Regions from separate parts of the Homo sapiens genome. Here region 1 is linked to region 2. Evidence: read pairs that join two places in POLR2A ChIA-PET (ENCODE). Cell type or tissue: Panc1. All regions are shown on one strand. Links, peaks and the distances in the headings refer to the core of each region. The heading gives the core; the rest is flanking DNA.

What was found. Peaks named below come from ENCODE experiments on the same cell type or tissue, not always from the same donor. Only the 100,000 strongest peaks of a DNase experiment are listed, where the experiment ranks them.
Region 1: POLR2A ChIA-PET joins it to region 2 with 8 read pairs; 1 of 35 experiments calls an interaction of 5 or more read pairs at or near these places.

The regions. Positions count from the first base shown.
Region 1 is chr2:187,490,670-187,498,961 of GRCh38, forward strand. TFPI (tissue factor pathway inhibitor) reads right to left here. Exons shown (of 8, transcript NM_006287.6): 3 at 6,212-6,409. All of the region lies in intron 2 of CALCRL-AS1 (CALCRL and TFPI antisense RNA 1), which reads left to right. Among named protein-coding and RNA genes, the nearest start is that of CALCRL, 47 kb to the left of the region's middle. In Panc1, for the core only: no CTCF peak of the experiment used is centred there; no DNase peak of the experiment used is centred there; H3K27ac peaks cover 886 bases.
Region 2 is chr2:187,683,308-187,691,599 of GRCh38, forward strand. No RefSeq gene overlaps it. Among named protein-coding and RNA genes, the nearest start is that of TFPI, 130 kb to the left of the region's middle. In Panc1, for the core only: no CTCF peak of the experiment used is centred there; a DNase peak (open chromatin) is centred at 6,294; H3K27ac peaks cover 698 bases.

The DNA.
Region 1 (8,292 bases), core at 1,584-6,583, 190 kb before region 2:
GATAATATCTACCTTTTAACTGGCGTGACTGGACCATTAAATTTTAATTTAATCTAATTATCATTAAAGTTGAGTATAAATATCACTAGCAATTTGATTTCTGTTTCTCATTTCTTCTTTGTTTCTGTTTCCCTCTGTTCATGTCTTCTTTAGAATTACTGTAATTGAATATTTTAATAATAATTTCATCTTCATTATGGGCCTATTTGTTATTTCTGCTTGTTTCATTTTTTTAATGGTTGCTTTAAGGATTATAATGTACTAATCCATTACAGTCTAGTGCCAAGTAATGTATGTCATTGTCACCTGTAGAAACCTCAGAACTTTACAACAATAATCTCATATTTTTCTCCTTCCTTCCTGTGTGCTTTAATTCTAAATCCTTTAATACTAATTGTACTGCTGCTCTACCAGGAATAAATTTCCCCAGATAATGCTGATTTGAAAAGCCCTTATTTTAAGAAGTAGATTACTGATTGGCACTTTTTTTCTCTTTCAGTTCTTTGTTTTTTCTTTTTAAAAATTTATTTCTTTTTTATTTTCATAGATTTAGGGGCTAGAAGTACGATTTTGTTATGTGGTTATATTGCATAGTGGTGAAGTGGATTTTAGTGTAACCATAACCCAAATAGTGTCCATTGTACCCATTAGATAGTTTCTCATTCCCCAGTTCCCTTTCATCCTCCCATCTTCCTGAGTGTCCATTGTCTATTATTCTACTATGCCCACATGTATGCACTATTTACCCCCCACTTATAAATTAGAACATGTGGTATTTGAATTTCTGTTTCTGAGTTATTTCACTTAAGATAATAGCCTCCAGTTCCATCCATGCTGCTATAAAAGACATGATTTTATTTTTAATGGCTGAGTAGTACTCCATGGAGTATATGTGTATATATAAATATCACATTTTATTTACCCAATCATCTGTTAATAGACACTTACGTTGATTTTATATCTTTGCTACTGTAAATAGTGCTGTGCTAAACATACAAGTACAGTTATCTTTCTGATATAATGATGTATTTGCTTTTGGGTAGACAGCCAGTAGTGGGATTGCTGGAACAAATGGTAGTTCTATTTTTTAGGTCTTTGGGAAATCTCCATACTGTTTTCCATACAGGTTATACTAATTTACATTTCCAGCAACAATTTATAAGCATTCTTTTTTCTCCTAATCTTCAACATCTGTTATTTTTTGACTTTTTAATAGTAGCCATTCTGACTGGTATAATATGGTATCTCATTGTGGTTTTAATTTGCATTTGTCTGATGATTAGTGATTTTCAGCATTTTTTCATATGCTTGTTGGTTGTGTATATGTTTCTTTTGAAAAATACCTTTTCATGTCCTTTGTCCATTTTTTAAATGGTTTGTTATTTTCTTGTTGAATTGTTTGAGTTACATGTACATTTTAGATATTAGTCTTTTGTCCAATACACAGTTTGCAAATATTTTTCTCATTCCTTAGGTTATCTGTTCACTCTGATACTTCTTTGGCTGTGCAGAACATTTTTAATTTAAGTTACTTGTGGATCAACTTCAATTTAACTCTCATTTGGCTATTTTTGTTTCTCTTGCATTTGCTTTTGAGGATTTAGTCATAAATTCTTTGCCTAGGTCAATATGTAGGAGGGTTTTTCCCAGATTTTCCTCTAGAATTATTATAGTTTCAGGTTTTACATTTAAGTCATTAATCTATTTTGAGTTCATTTTTGTATAAGGCAAGAGACATTATTCCAGTTTTATTCTTCTGCATATGATTATCCAATTTCTCAACACCATTTATTGAATAGAGTGCCCATTCACCACTGTGTGTTTTTGTTGATTTTGTCAAAGAACAGTTGGCTGTAAATAAGTGTTACAACCAGGAGGGAGGCTGTACCCTGCAAAGTCACAAGGGCAGAGCTGCCCAAGACCATGGGAGCCCACCTCTTGCATCAGCGTGACCTGGATATGAGACATGGAGTCAAAGGAGATCATTTTGGAGCTTTAGGATTTGACTGCCCTGCTGGATTTTGGACTTCCATGGGGCCTGTAGACCCTTTGTTTTGGCCAGTTTCTCCCATTTGGAACAGCTGTATTTACCCAATGCCTGTACCCCCATTGTATCTAGGAAGTAACTAACTTGCTTTTGATTTTACAAGCTCCTAGGCAGAAGGGACTTGCCTTGTCTCAGATGAGACATTGGACTGTGGACTTCTGAGTTAATGCTGAAATGAGTTAAGAATTTGGGGGACTATTGGGAAGGCATGATCAGTTTTGAAATGTGCAAGTGCATGGTGCAAGCTGTCAATGGATCTACCATTCTGTGGCCTGGAGTATGGTGGCTTTCTTCTCACAGCTCCACTAGGCAGTGCCCCAGTAGGGAATCTGTGTCGGGGGTCTGACTCTACATTTCCCTTCTGCACTGCTCTAGCAGAGGTTCTCCATGAGAGCCCCACCCATGCAGCAAACTTTTATCTGCGCATCCAGGCATTTCCATACATCTTCTGAAATCTAGATGTAGGTTCCCAAACCTCAATTCTTGACTTCGGTATACTCTCAGGCTCAATACCATGTGGAAGTTGCCAAGGCTCGAGGCTTGCACCCTCTGAAGCTCTGGCCCTAGCTCTACGTTGACCCCTTTCAATCATGGCTGGAGTGGCTGGGACACAGGGCACGAAGTCCCTAGACTGCACACAGCATGAGGACCCTGGGCCGGGTCCAGGAAACCACTTTTTCCTCCTAAGCCTCCAGGCCTGTGATGGGAAGAGCTGGCACAAATGTCTCACATGCCCTAGAGATATTTTCCCCATTTTCCTGGTGATTAACATTCAGATCCTTGTTACTTATGCAAATTTCTGCAGCTGGCTTGAATTTTTCCTCAGAGAATGTAATTTTCTTTTCACTTGCATTGTCAAGCTGCAAATTTTCCATACTTTTATGCTCTGTTTCTCTTTTGAAACTGAATGCCTTTAACAGCACCTAAACCCCCCTTGAATGCTTTGGTGCTTAGAAATTTATTCTGTCAATTACTCTACATCATTTCTTCAAGTTCAACATTCCACGAATCTCTAGGGCAGGGGCAAAATGCTGCCAGTCTCTTTGCTAAAACATAATGAGAGTCAGCTTTGCTCAACTTCCCAAAAAGTTCCTCATCTCTATCTGAGACCACCTCAGGCTGGACCTTATCGTTCATATCACTATCAGCATTTTTGTCAAAGCCTTTCAACAAGTCTCTTGGAAGTTCCAAACTTTCCAACATTTTCCTGTCTTCTTCTGAGCCCTCCAAACTGTTGCAACCTCTGCCTGTTACCCAGTTCCAAAGTCACTTCCACATTTTCAGGTATCTTTCCAGCAACACCCCATTCTACTGGTACCAATTTACTGTGAGCAAGTCACATCTTACATGGATAGCGGCAGGCAAAGAGAGAGCTTATGCAGAGAAACTCCTGTTTGTTAAAACCATAAGATCATGTGAGACCCATTCACTACCACGATAATAGCATGGGAAAGACCACCTTCCCCCCCGCCCCATCCCCCATGATTCAATCATTTCCCACCAGTCCCTCCCACAACATATGGGAATTATGGGAGCTACAAGATGATATTTGGGTAGGGACACAGAGTGAAACCATATAACACACATTGTTAGAAAAACCACAACCACTTCTGCTTTCTAATCTCTAATAGCCATCTCCTCTTTTCAGAGAGACCACCATGCTGTACTTGGGTTTCTTTCATGTAATGGTGGTTCTGAATGCCTTCACACAGGAAGCAGGGGAGACTGCAGGGCTCATCTTATGTATTTACCTTCTCCCAGAGGTCACAATCCTGCACTGCCTTTTGTTCAATGCTTGCAAACAGTAGTTTTTTACATTTTGTCCAGTTTTATAGTTCTTTATGTTGGGGAGAGAAAGTCTTGTTCTATTTATCCATCATGGCTGCCGATTAAATTCTCTCCTTAGGTGCGTTTTTAAAAGTCTAGCCATATTTTTTCCATATACCAGTTATATCCTTATCAGTAGTCTGCTGTATAAAACACTCAGACATTCATACAATAATTGCAAGTGACTTTTCTTTTTTTTTCATGGAGTCTTCCTCTGTTGCACAGCTAGAGTGCAGTGGTGCAATCTTGGCTCACTGCAACGTCTGGCTCCTGGTTTTAAGCAATTCTCCTGTCTCAGCCTCCTGAGTAGCTGGGACTACAGGCACATGCCACCATACCCAGCTAATTTTTGTATTTTTAGTAGGGACGGAGTTTCACCATATTGGTGAGGCTGGTCTAAAATTCCTGACCTTAGGTGATCCACCCACCTCAGCCTCCCAAAGTGCTGGGATTACAGGTGTGAGCCACTGCACCCAGCCTCAAGTGAATTTTGATAGATAATGAGGAGATGGGGGTAAGAGAGTTACATTTACATGCTAGCCAGAAATGATATTTTAAATGATGATAAGCAAGGCTATCACTGATGAGCAAAATGATTACATTTCCCTAACCTTTAAAGAAAAGAGTAAGTTTTGCACAATGATAAACCATAAGACTTGAACTATACACATATATAAAAAGAACAGGTATATATTTCAGGAAAGAGGCCAGTTGATGAAAATAAATAGCCTGCTAAATGAAAGAGTGGGGATTACAAAGAATGAGGCAACCAGGCTTCTAGCCAAGGTACTGACAACTAAGAATGATTTTCAACTCAACACAAAAGGATACTTGGCCCAATATGTATGGAAGAAAATGGGGTATAGAAATCTGTGATGAATGGGAAAAGACCAAGCAATCACAAAAACCAAAAGCACCACTGAGGACCACTGAGCTGCCTAAACTGTGTTAGTAACATTCCTAGGGCATCTATGGAGAGGAAACAGAGAAATCAGTGCTGTGAGGTTAAAGAAATATATTCGTGTCTATTCTCTTCTTTCAGCTTGGGAGCATACAACTAAACATCTTACAGAGCCACAGAGGAGAGAAGTTCACTCTTTTCACCACATGGAAGTTTTCCCACAGGCCAAGAGCACCATGATGCCAAGGCTGTTTAGTAAAAGCTATTTAGAAAGCAGTAACAGAGTGAGAATGCAGAGCTGCCTGATTTGCAAAAAACAAGACATCTAGTGTTACTAACCAGAGATATCATTTCTGTATCACCTCAATTGTATCCAACCAGCTCTACGAACATGCTATGGTAGAATATTGGTCTAGAAACTAGGGAAATAAAAGCAACTCAACTTATTCTATCCCTTGAGTAACTTACAATTTGGAAGAATAGCCTGACATTAAAAAAAAAACATTCAAAATTTTGGTCAGTAATTATTTGTAATTTATCTTAGTGAGAAGATATAAAATCCCATACAATAAAGTAATTAGCAAAATTTGCAAAAATGTTAAATTTTAGTAGGATTAATGCAGAGTAAAAGTTTAATATAATATGACGTACTTTTGAAATTTATAACTTAGTAATATTAATATAAAACATTGGGTTTAGTAAAGTCCACAAGGGTCATCAGGGATGATTTTTCTTTTCTATGGTATTCTATTTTTATTTCCTGTAGTATTTTAAGGTTCCAATAATAAAAAAATCTTAAATTTCATATATAGTTCTACTATTTTATGCAGCTTACAATTTTGTAATTAAGAGCCATAGAGCTTCAATTTCCAGATTCATGATCTTGAGAGAGTATAGCGATGAGACCATTGTGTTGACAAAGGAAAGACTAAGTCAATGTGACTAACAGTTTTTCTTCTGCCAACTGAGATTACAAGTCTGGGAGGCCGAATTACACCCACTTTATTTTAAAAATACTTCACAATTCTTTGAACATGAGTTGAGGTTTTTTTCTTCTGTCTTTATTATGGATAAGAGTATAAGACAATAAATGGGGCCTCATATTTTATAATTCACTGATATGAAGAAAATGAAAAATGATAGTTGAACATGCAAGTTGACCGTACCTAAAATTTGATAATTTGCTTTAAAATGTCTCTCGGGCATATAGAGAGTTTCTGGTACCTATAAATGTGGGTATTTCATGGTACAATTCAGAATTATCATTTTCCTTAAATGTTTTTAGGATTCCCTGAAAGTCTAAAAATGTGGAAATAAAAGATTCCTTGGAAATATTAAAACAGCATGAAATTACTTTTCTCCCTAAATTATCAAATCCATAATTAGACTCAATAGCCCTAAAGGGTCTTGAGTAATAAGGGTTCCCAGAAACCTACCTCTTGTACACATTTTTTTGCACTCTTCCAGACTTTCAAATCGATTCTGATTTCCTTCACATCCCCCATATATAAATTCTTCGCACTGTCGAGTGAAAATATTGAAGAAAAATCTTTTCATGATTGCTTTACATGGGCCATCATCCGCCTTGAATGCACAAAATGAATGCATAAGTTTCAGTGGTGGCAACTCCGTATCTATAAAGTAAAAATAAAAGATATAACATGTAATCTCCATCAACACTGTAATAATGTTCTTTATTTCCTTTTTAATATGTCCTGATTTTAAGGAAAAGTACAATAAAACATACTAAGAAACTATAAAAAGTTATTCAGTTATCAAAATGGTAGATAAAGTTAATAAATTCACCAAATGAAACACAACTTCTAGACTCTTGTTAGGGAGGTATTGCTTAAATCGTACCAACCGAACTGGGAGGGAATTGAGTAGTAGTTGTAAGGCAACTTCATTCAAGTGGATGTGTCCACAATAGACCTCTTTTAACTCAGCTAATGGACAGTTCTTTGAATTTCTCTCCCTAACCCACACTTGTGTCACTTTTTACACATAAAACAACCCTTTAAAAGCAACAGCATATTCACATTCACATATATATATACACACACATATGTATATAACACTATATTAAACCATTTTCCCTAATTATAAAAATTTATGTGTTTGATGTTCTGAAAAATATACTTCATGGTGCTTTTTATTTTAACTTACCATACCATGCTTGGGTTTTAATAATGTTGAAATAATGTAAATAATGCTTTCTATGTTTTAAATAGAATGAGGCAATTCTTTTGACTTCACGTTATATATTTTTTCTTTAAATATTTAACTCCTAATTTTCATAACAGAATTTTCTATCCTGGGAATGGACATAGAAATAGGGGAAACTCAACTAGATTTTTTAAACATTTTATTTTTTTCAAGTCCAATAAAATTAATAGAAGCCTAATGTTAAGTAAAGTCTATTTGTTTACCAGTAAAGATAGACACTGAAAATTGTGGGTGGTGCAACCAAAAGAATAATGACAAAAATGCCATATAATACTTCTTGAATATTTTCTGCATATTGAGTCTATGTATTTTCTATGTCTTTGGCAATTGATTTATTAATCTCTTATGGGGAATATTGAAACCTATAAATGACCGAAACCAATTTTGCCTCTAGAGGGCAGCAGTATTATATTGAATTAAACAGATGAGTATAAATATCTTGAAAAAAAGTGTTTTCATGCATTCTAAAATAGTTTACTTTGAACAACAACAAAAAAAGAATGAGACTTTAATATTTTCACATAAAATATTTTTAAAGCATAAAATACAGGATAAGTTTTTGGAGTATGATTGTCTCAAAAGAAATCAGTTTTAAATTTCCTGTAATTTCAAAATGTGAATTTTTTGAAACAGAAAATATGTGTGTAATAAAAGTTAAATTAGATAATTTTATTAATTGCACTCCACCCATAATATATTATTATTCTAATAATCAATTTTGAATTAATAGCAAGTATTAGTCTTATTTTAGTAATGTTAAAACTTTTTGTAACAAAATGATTGAAATGATATTGTTAATTTTTTATATGAGTCATAAAATTGTAAGTAGCCTTTACAATCTTGGAAGGATTAAAGATACAGCTTTCTATACATAAGTTGGCATTTTCATGCTGTTTGATTCATGTGACACTAATTATTTTTGAACACGTAAATTTTATCTCAACTACTAACACTGCTTTCAATTTTTAAAAATACTAGTTAAATTTACATAATACCATCTCATTATTTTGATCTATTTGATAAGTTAATTGATTATTTTTTTCAATTGAAATAAATTGAGCTGACAGAACTGATAGAAGAGTATGTTTTTCAGGTCCAGAATTTGTTAACTTAGAATAACATATGACAGAGAATTATTATGATACGGGGATAGTTTCAGCACCAAACACAATTGTCATAAAATAGCTAATTAGCAAGTAAGAATGTTGATCAAATCTTTAACTAAAGTTGAGTTTTATGCACATATGCATTTGTGTGTCTTCAAATTTTTCTGGAGTTATATTCAATTGAC
Region 2 (8,292 bases), core at 1,589-6,588:
CTTCTCACATCTCCAAAACAAGCAAGAAGTTACAACTTGGAGTCAGGCATTGAGGCCAAAATTCCACAGATATAGGGGGAAAAGGCCCTTTCCACCCTGAGGTCCACATTTCAAAATGATAGCCCCAAAGTCTTCATAAAAGATTCCTGAGATTCAAAACCAGCAAAAGTATTATTTAGCTTTTTTTTAAATTGACAAATACAAATTCTGTATCTTTATGGTGTACAGCATGATGTTTAGGTATATGTACATATTGTAGAATGGCTGAATCAAGCTGGTAAATACATCCATTACCTCATATAGTTATGTCTTTGTAGTGAGAACATGTGAAATATACTATCTTAGCGATTTTCAAGCACACAGTATAATCAACAATTAGTAGACAACCTGCAAAATGGGATAAAATATTTGCAAACTATATATCTGATGAAGATTTAATATCCAAAATATGTAACAGTTTTTAAAAGATTTTCTATTTCCTTTACTCTTGTCACAGTTTGTAACTTTATGTTAATTTCCTGGAAATCCCTTACACCTTCCTGAAGCACATTATGTTTGTACCTCACTTTTCCATACATTTATGCCTTCATTAATGCAATTTATTCCCCATGCTGAAATGTCCTTCTTTTCTTCATCTTTCTAGAAAACATTTAAGCATTCTTCAAGTTTCTGGCCCACGTACCACTTTGTCTATGCATTGACAAATATGAAAACATTGCTAGGAGGAAATATTTTTTAAAATACCTAAAATAGCTAAATATTTTTAAAACAGCTCCATTTATTAAACAGATATATCATAACATAACATTTGCAAATTTATTATTAAAGAGATATGTTTGATAGATTTATATAGAAAAATATTGGACATTTATGACCAAGTATGTTAATGCAAACTGATATATAATGATCAAGTTATACAGTATGTTTCTTTCTTATTCAAACCTCACTAAGCATGAAGTATGTATGCTGATATGGAAAAATAATATAAACATAGGTTGCTTGTTAAAATGCTGAAAAATCTCCATAATTTGGAGGAGTGTGAGTCATGACTGTATCAACTGTGAGCAAAAGAGCACAAACAGCTGCTTCTGATCCCTATGGTGCCATTCAATTTTCCTACTTTAGAAGCTTCATAAACACAATAAAATGAATGAGATAGGGACTCAGGGTTTCTCATTTTTCAGCAAGTCATTATAAAAACGGTCTCTACAACATATTCACAAATTATGATTAATGTGCTGCAAATTCACTTTGCAGCATAATCAGCTTCGTTTTAGCTGGAGAGGTGTTACTTGAGTCTTTTACTTTGCAGAGAGACCATATTTAAAAGTGAATAGTCATCATCTAACCCACCTTTCTTTTCAACTCTAACTAGCATCACATTAAAATCAGAAAATTGAGAAGAAACCAAGTATTTACTTTTTCAAGAACAAAATATTATTGCTTTGATAATATATTTCAGTTTTTATTGACCTATAAGAACTCTAAATGATTTGGTTTTTATCTTCATAAATATTTTCAAGTATTGGCTGGGTGTGGTGGCTCACATCTATAATCCCAGCACTTTGGGAGGCTGAGGTGGATGGATCACTTGAGGTCAGGAGTTCTAGATCAGCCTGGCTGACATGGTGAAACCCCATCTCTACTAAAAATACAAAAATTAGCGGGATGTGGGGGCATGCACCTGTAGTCCCAGCTACTCGGGAAGCTGAGACAAGAGAATCGCTTGAACCCGGGAGGCAGAGATTGCAGTGAGCCGAGATCGCACCACTGTACTCCAACCTGGGCAACAGAGCAAGACTCTGTCTAAAAATAATAAATAAATAAAAAAGCAAATATTTTCAAGTGTTGTCAAATGTCAAATGAGATATGTACTACTACGTACTATTTCACTGATGAACAAAACAAATACTTTATATTAAAACACTTTTATAGGACATTGAAACAACTGAAAATATGATTTAAAATGATACATAATATCCCAATTATGTATGCAACCACAAAATAGTCGCGTTAGAATGGATTATAAAAAACCAGGAAGAATTTTCCCAGTGGTTTGAAACCATGACCAAATACCCCACCTAAAAGAGGAATAGATAAAATGGCATCTTAACACAAACCTGAAGAGGTGTTGTGAGAGAGTCGCAAGGGTATGGTCCTGAGTCCAAAATAGGCTTCAAGCACTTGTCCTTGAAAATGTTGAATTTCATTTTTGTTGCACACACATTTTCTCGTTAGAGAAATCTTGTCTCCAAGATTTGTAGAGAACTGAGATGAGATTGAACGTATTAAGTGGTATCTCAGTTCCTGGAAAGTCTTAAGATCTCAACCAATCTTATTTCCATTTTCCTCATTGTCTAAAGCTTCTACTAAGAATATGTCTAATGTGTTGTACCTTAGCAAAAAGAAAAGGTGGAGTCATTCATGACAAGAAAAATACCTGTAAAGTGGATGATCCGTACATTGTTAATTAGTAAAACTACAACCTATCTATTTTATGTATAAATGAATGTATTTTTAAAAGCTCTGCTGTTGAAGTTACATTACGTCTTTACAGTCAGAGCAAAACATGAAGATCATAGTACCTCATTTGTAGAGTTATTGTAAAGATTAAATAATCTAATATATTTTAAAATAAAAAGAGAACAAAAGTCTAGAAGACAGTAAGCACCCCATTAAGTGGTATTTTGAATAGGTTTCTAATATTTTTGATTATGACAATATTGATGTTGATGATAAAGTTATCATAATATCTTTAACATTGACTAGATCATTTTACCACATTATTTTATAATGTGTCTACTCTTTAAGGGAGAAAAAAATTGATTATGTATAAACATGTATACATTAAAGTATCTCAGTAGTTTGCCACTATAGTCTATCTTTCTTTTTTATTTTAATGTGAATATAAACAATCTCCCTCTTACCAAAGATCAGACTTTATAGTTGGTTGAGTTAGTCTCAGTACTAAAACTTAGGGGCAAACATCCTAATTATAACATTAAATGGAGAAAAAATCAAGTGTATATATACAATACCAGTTTTATGCTGTTGGCAAATTATTGATGTTTAATTGACTATTGGGAGAAAATGCTACTTATGCAACTGCACTACTAGTGATTCCAGCAAAACCAAATGAGTCTGCATGTCGTATTAACCCCTCCAAATGAAACCCTGAGCCTATTAGCTTTTCTCTTTCTCCCATGTACCTTTCATCATATATAAAAGGCATCTCCATGGAAACAAAAAGCATTTCCCTTAGAAGACAAGAGGTGAGTGATTCCTGCCTAGTCCTATCATTATTCTTCAGAGATTACTTCATTTTATTACAAGTGAAAAACCTGCAACAGCAATCTGTACTCTGCAATTAAGAACAGGGCAGTTTAATCCTTGTAATAAGAATGGACCAGCAGCAGCTAAGAACAATTTTATTAACTTCCTAGAAGATTTGTGGCTCTACAACATTAAAGAAGGCCTCACAGTAAACTAATTTCCAGAGGGGAGAAGCAGTATATTTCAACCACGCATGACAGGTCAGAAAAGCCCCCTCGAGGAGTATATGAAATATTCGGTCTTCTTAAGCACCGATCAACAAAATGACACCATATCATATCTGTGTTTGCTGCAGGCTGACACTCTACCTCCTCTTATTTAAGACTGATTTTTAAGAATAACAAAAAAATGCTGGAAATGATTTATGGCTTCGTGCATAAACTTTATGTATTGAGAGCCACAAATCTCTCCTAAAAACGCATGAAGTTTTGGCACATTCCTAATTTCATTATTGTTTTTACATAATCTTGTGATAAATTTTATAGAATAAACATATACGGTTTATAATAACATCAAATATTACATTATTTTATCTGTATGTTTTCAAAATCATACAAAAATGTCCATGACTTCACATCCTCACCCAAACATTTAAATAATTTGATTTTTTATAAGTAATTTCCTATTTTTTTGCCTTTATTTTTTCATTAAAATGTATGGATAGGTGTGCGACATATCTTTTGCAGCAGATGTGAGAAGTTTAAAACATCCTATTAGAAGGAAACCCAGAAAAATGATAAATGATGGTGCTTCACACACAGAGCTATCACAAACTTCACAGAGATACTAGACAAATGGAGTTTTGAAAAAATGTAAATGTCTTTAAGAGTGGAGAAGAAGCGTGTATGTGCTTGTATGTGTGTTTTCATATATATAGTGTGTATGTACATAAATGTATATATGTGTTGGAATATTGGTATATAATAATTATGTTCTTTTCTCTGTATTTATGTAACATGATTAGTGTCAATCAAAATTAGAAAGAAAATACAAAGAAAAATGTTTTGGTTTTGTCTAGTGCAGACGTTAAAAATTTAACCTATTACATTTTCTCATTTGGTAAAATGAGTTAATTATGTTGCATTTTCTTTTCCTTTTATTCAGACTCTCGATACTGTGGTTAATATATTTTTTTTCCAAAGTTCAAAGTTCAAAGGTCAAGAAATATGCAAAAAGAAAATCAAGGATTATAAGCAAATGAAGAAACAGAGGTTACTACAACTCTCTGTCTTGCTTTAGTGATGGAACCATAAATTTTAGCTGAATGGTGGGCTACCAATAATAAAGACTAGAATTCCAGATTTTATTGCAGCAGGTGGAGGACATGTCACTAATTCTGACTAATGTTAAATGAAATGGTAAATGCATGACCTTGTAATGAAGGTACCCTCACAATGGATAGAACACAGCTTTGGTTATGATTCCTATGGACCAGGTAGATTTGAGTGATGCCCCCCAAATGGGCAGAGTAATAAATTAAAAGGAGACTGAATTCCTGACATATTGATATTCACTATATCGCAGGTCACTGTTATTCTGATTCTTTGCTGCAGCAGCTGCACTTGTGTTCTCATTAATGTAGAACATAACTTTATATCTGAGTGCAAATATTCATTCATTCACTCAATTAGCCAGTACCTGTTGAAAGCCAACTATATGCCAGCAGATTCTTATAATCTGGTAATTATACTCTTGGTTGATAAGCCGATATAAGCAAATATGGTATAAATATTATGAATTTAAAGGCAGACTGTAATAAAGAGAAACTCTTCATGCAGGTGTCTTCTCAAGTTGGACCACGAGAAAATTGGAGTTTTGAGAAGGTGCAAATGCCTTGAAGAGTAGAGAAATAAAAATGCTAAATAATAATATATGAACTAGATAATAACATATGAAGAGAATAAAAAAGTATTGAAAATATTATGCTGTCAGAAAGGATAGTCACAAGCGCAAAATAAATGATGGGCAATCAATGCCTCAAATTAATGAAAATAACTTTCCTGTGATATGAGAGACATTCAGAAATTGACATGCATATTTATATATGTACATGAATAAATATAAAAGGTAAATTATGAGACAACAGATGTATAATAAGCCAATTTAAATATATTGTATTACTTTATAGTATTTAATAAAAATTATAAAGCTATCAGAAAATATAAAATGTGCTCTTTGATGAATGCATAGAAAATTCAAATTAATTGGACAAGGGTGGACAGATATAACTGTTGTTTTTATACCAAACATGAAATTTAACATCTAAGGGAGAAATACAACTATACAAAAATGTAATATACTATTCCAAGATAACACTTGTATACATATATATCTTTGATATCACTATGTATTTATTTAGTGTTCAATTTTAACTCTGATCAATATTTACAATACTTTATTTTGATGAAAATAGTCCTTTGAACATTTAGCATAAATTGTATATATTTTCTCTGTATATCTGCTTTCATTTTTTGGAAAATAGGTTTTGACTGTTATATAATGAAGAGATGCCTGAATACTTTATGAATCAATTCATAGCATGTATAAAATGAAATAAAGTATTGACATCTTTCCAAGAAGCAAAATTAACCTTGAGGGAAATTCCGATTCATTTAGAAATCAGACATTGTGAAATTATATCATAATTCCTTCTACAGTAACTACCCTAAAAACCCAAGTAATTTTAGTTTGTGCTTTTAAATCTTTTAATTTAAAAAGATCTTTTTGCAAATTTGTCTCACTCCTGATGTTATGAATTGACTCTTTTATTTCATTACCATAGTCCAGTCAAAACCTTAAAGCAGTTATACACAGCTATGAAATCTAATGGTTTCTTATTAACCTTATTTTAATCCATGCTCTTGATAAGAAGCAATACTTATTCAGAAAGAATTAAAGGATACAGTAAATGTTCAGCCAATGTTTGTTGAATGAGTCATTTTAATGCATGTGTCATGTCTAAACACTGAACTCCATTTAACTGTACTCAGTGAATTGCTATATTGTTGAGATGGATCTTATCTTTACAGAGAATATGAGCAAAATCTTTTATAGGCAGTTATTAATTTGCATTAAATTAGGAATATATTTGAATGTATAGAAACCAATTTAAGACTTCTGGGTGTATACTTAAACATAGAATTATAAAATGTATCTTATAAAGTTGATCTTATTGAAAGCCATTTCTTTCATTTGATCAGTAGATTTCATCCTCTTCTTCCTACTCAAGGATGTTAGTTCTATAATTAACCTCTCTTACATCATAAATTTCTCCTTCTCTATTGGACCATACCCCATTGGCATATAAACGAAAAATGTTAATTATTTTATTTTTTAAAAACACCATAAAATTTTGTTGCACTTCATTGTTTCTCTTTGCAGGAAAACCCGAAAGACTTCTTTACATTTTCATGCTCTAATTCCTCTCCCCCTATTTCTCTCTTCAATCACCAATAAAGGTGTTTGCTCTTTCCAACCCGCTGAAATTCATTTAGTTTACAGTGTACAGTAATTTATAAAAGTTTCTTCGCTTGGCTTCTAGGAAACTCCACTTCATTGCTTTTCATTATACTACACTAGTTCACTGGGATTTTTTTTTCCCCTGATTCTTTCTCTTCTCTCAGCACACAACATTGGAGTGATCCAGGCCTGTCATTGGCCCTTTTCTGTTCTCTAACTACACTCTCTGTTTTGCTGGTCTTACTCAATCTTATAATATTGTATACTATCTCTAATAGCAATTATTCCCACATTTTCAGTCCAGACCATTTCCTGTAGCTCCAGTCTTATATATCCAATTGCATATTTGATAAAACTGATAGGCAAATGGAACATACTATATCTCAAACCAAATAAGCCTGATACCTCCCTACACTGAATCTGTTCCTACCCAGAGCCGGCCCCATCTCATTGATGGCAATCCATTCCACAGGTTACTCAGGACGAAAACCTCACCATCATTCTTTTGTCTTTTTTTTTTTTTTTTTTTTTCTTGACGCAGTCTGGCTACAGTTGCCCAGGCTGGAGTGCAGTGGCATGGTATCTCAGCTCACTGCAACTTCCACCTCCCGAGTTCAAACAATTCTCCTGCCTCAGCCTCCTGAATAGCTGGGATTACAGGAGTGTGCCTGGCTAAGTTTTGTAACTTTAGTAGAGATGGGGTTTCACCATGTTGGCCAGGCTGGTCTCGAACTCCTGATCTCAGGTGATCCGCCCGCATCGGCATCCCAAACTGTGGGGATTACAAGCGTCAGTCACCACACCCGGCCATCACCATCATCCTTGACTTCTTCCCTAATATTCCACATCCAATCTGTCATGACATTGCATTTTTCTCCCAATATACCTAAAATTGGTTCTGATATACCTAAAATTGGATTGGACCCCTCTTTTACGACTTCCGCTTTGTTTACGCCACTACCGTCCCTTACTTCACTTAGTTCACTATCTTCCTAACTGGTCCCCCTGCTTCCCAAGTTGCCTATCTACTTTGTATGATCAACACAACATTCATTGCTGAATCTGATAAAATGTATATTAGGCAATTTATCCCTCTGCTTTAAAATCTTCCAGGGACTTCCTGTTTGATTTACTACAAACGTTGAGGCCGTGTTAGGCTGTCATGAGTTGGTCTCTTGCTTCCTTTTCTGTCTCATCTTTTATTGCTCCTCTATTGCCCCGTCTTCTCTAGTCCTTTGCTTTTGCCTCCTTAAAATATACCAAAACACCAGGCACCACCATATGAACTCATTGTTCAAGATCACCTGCTCATTGAGCCTTACCCTTACCATACTATGCAAAATTGTTAATGAACACCCCTCCCTCCATCATATGTTTGTCACCTTTTATGGTCCCTGCTTTATTTACTGTATTTTTTCTAGTAACACTTATTAACACCCAACATACTTTTATCTATCATGCTTATAGTTTAAAGCCAGTCACTCCTAGCTAACATCCTAA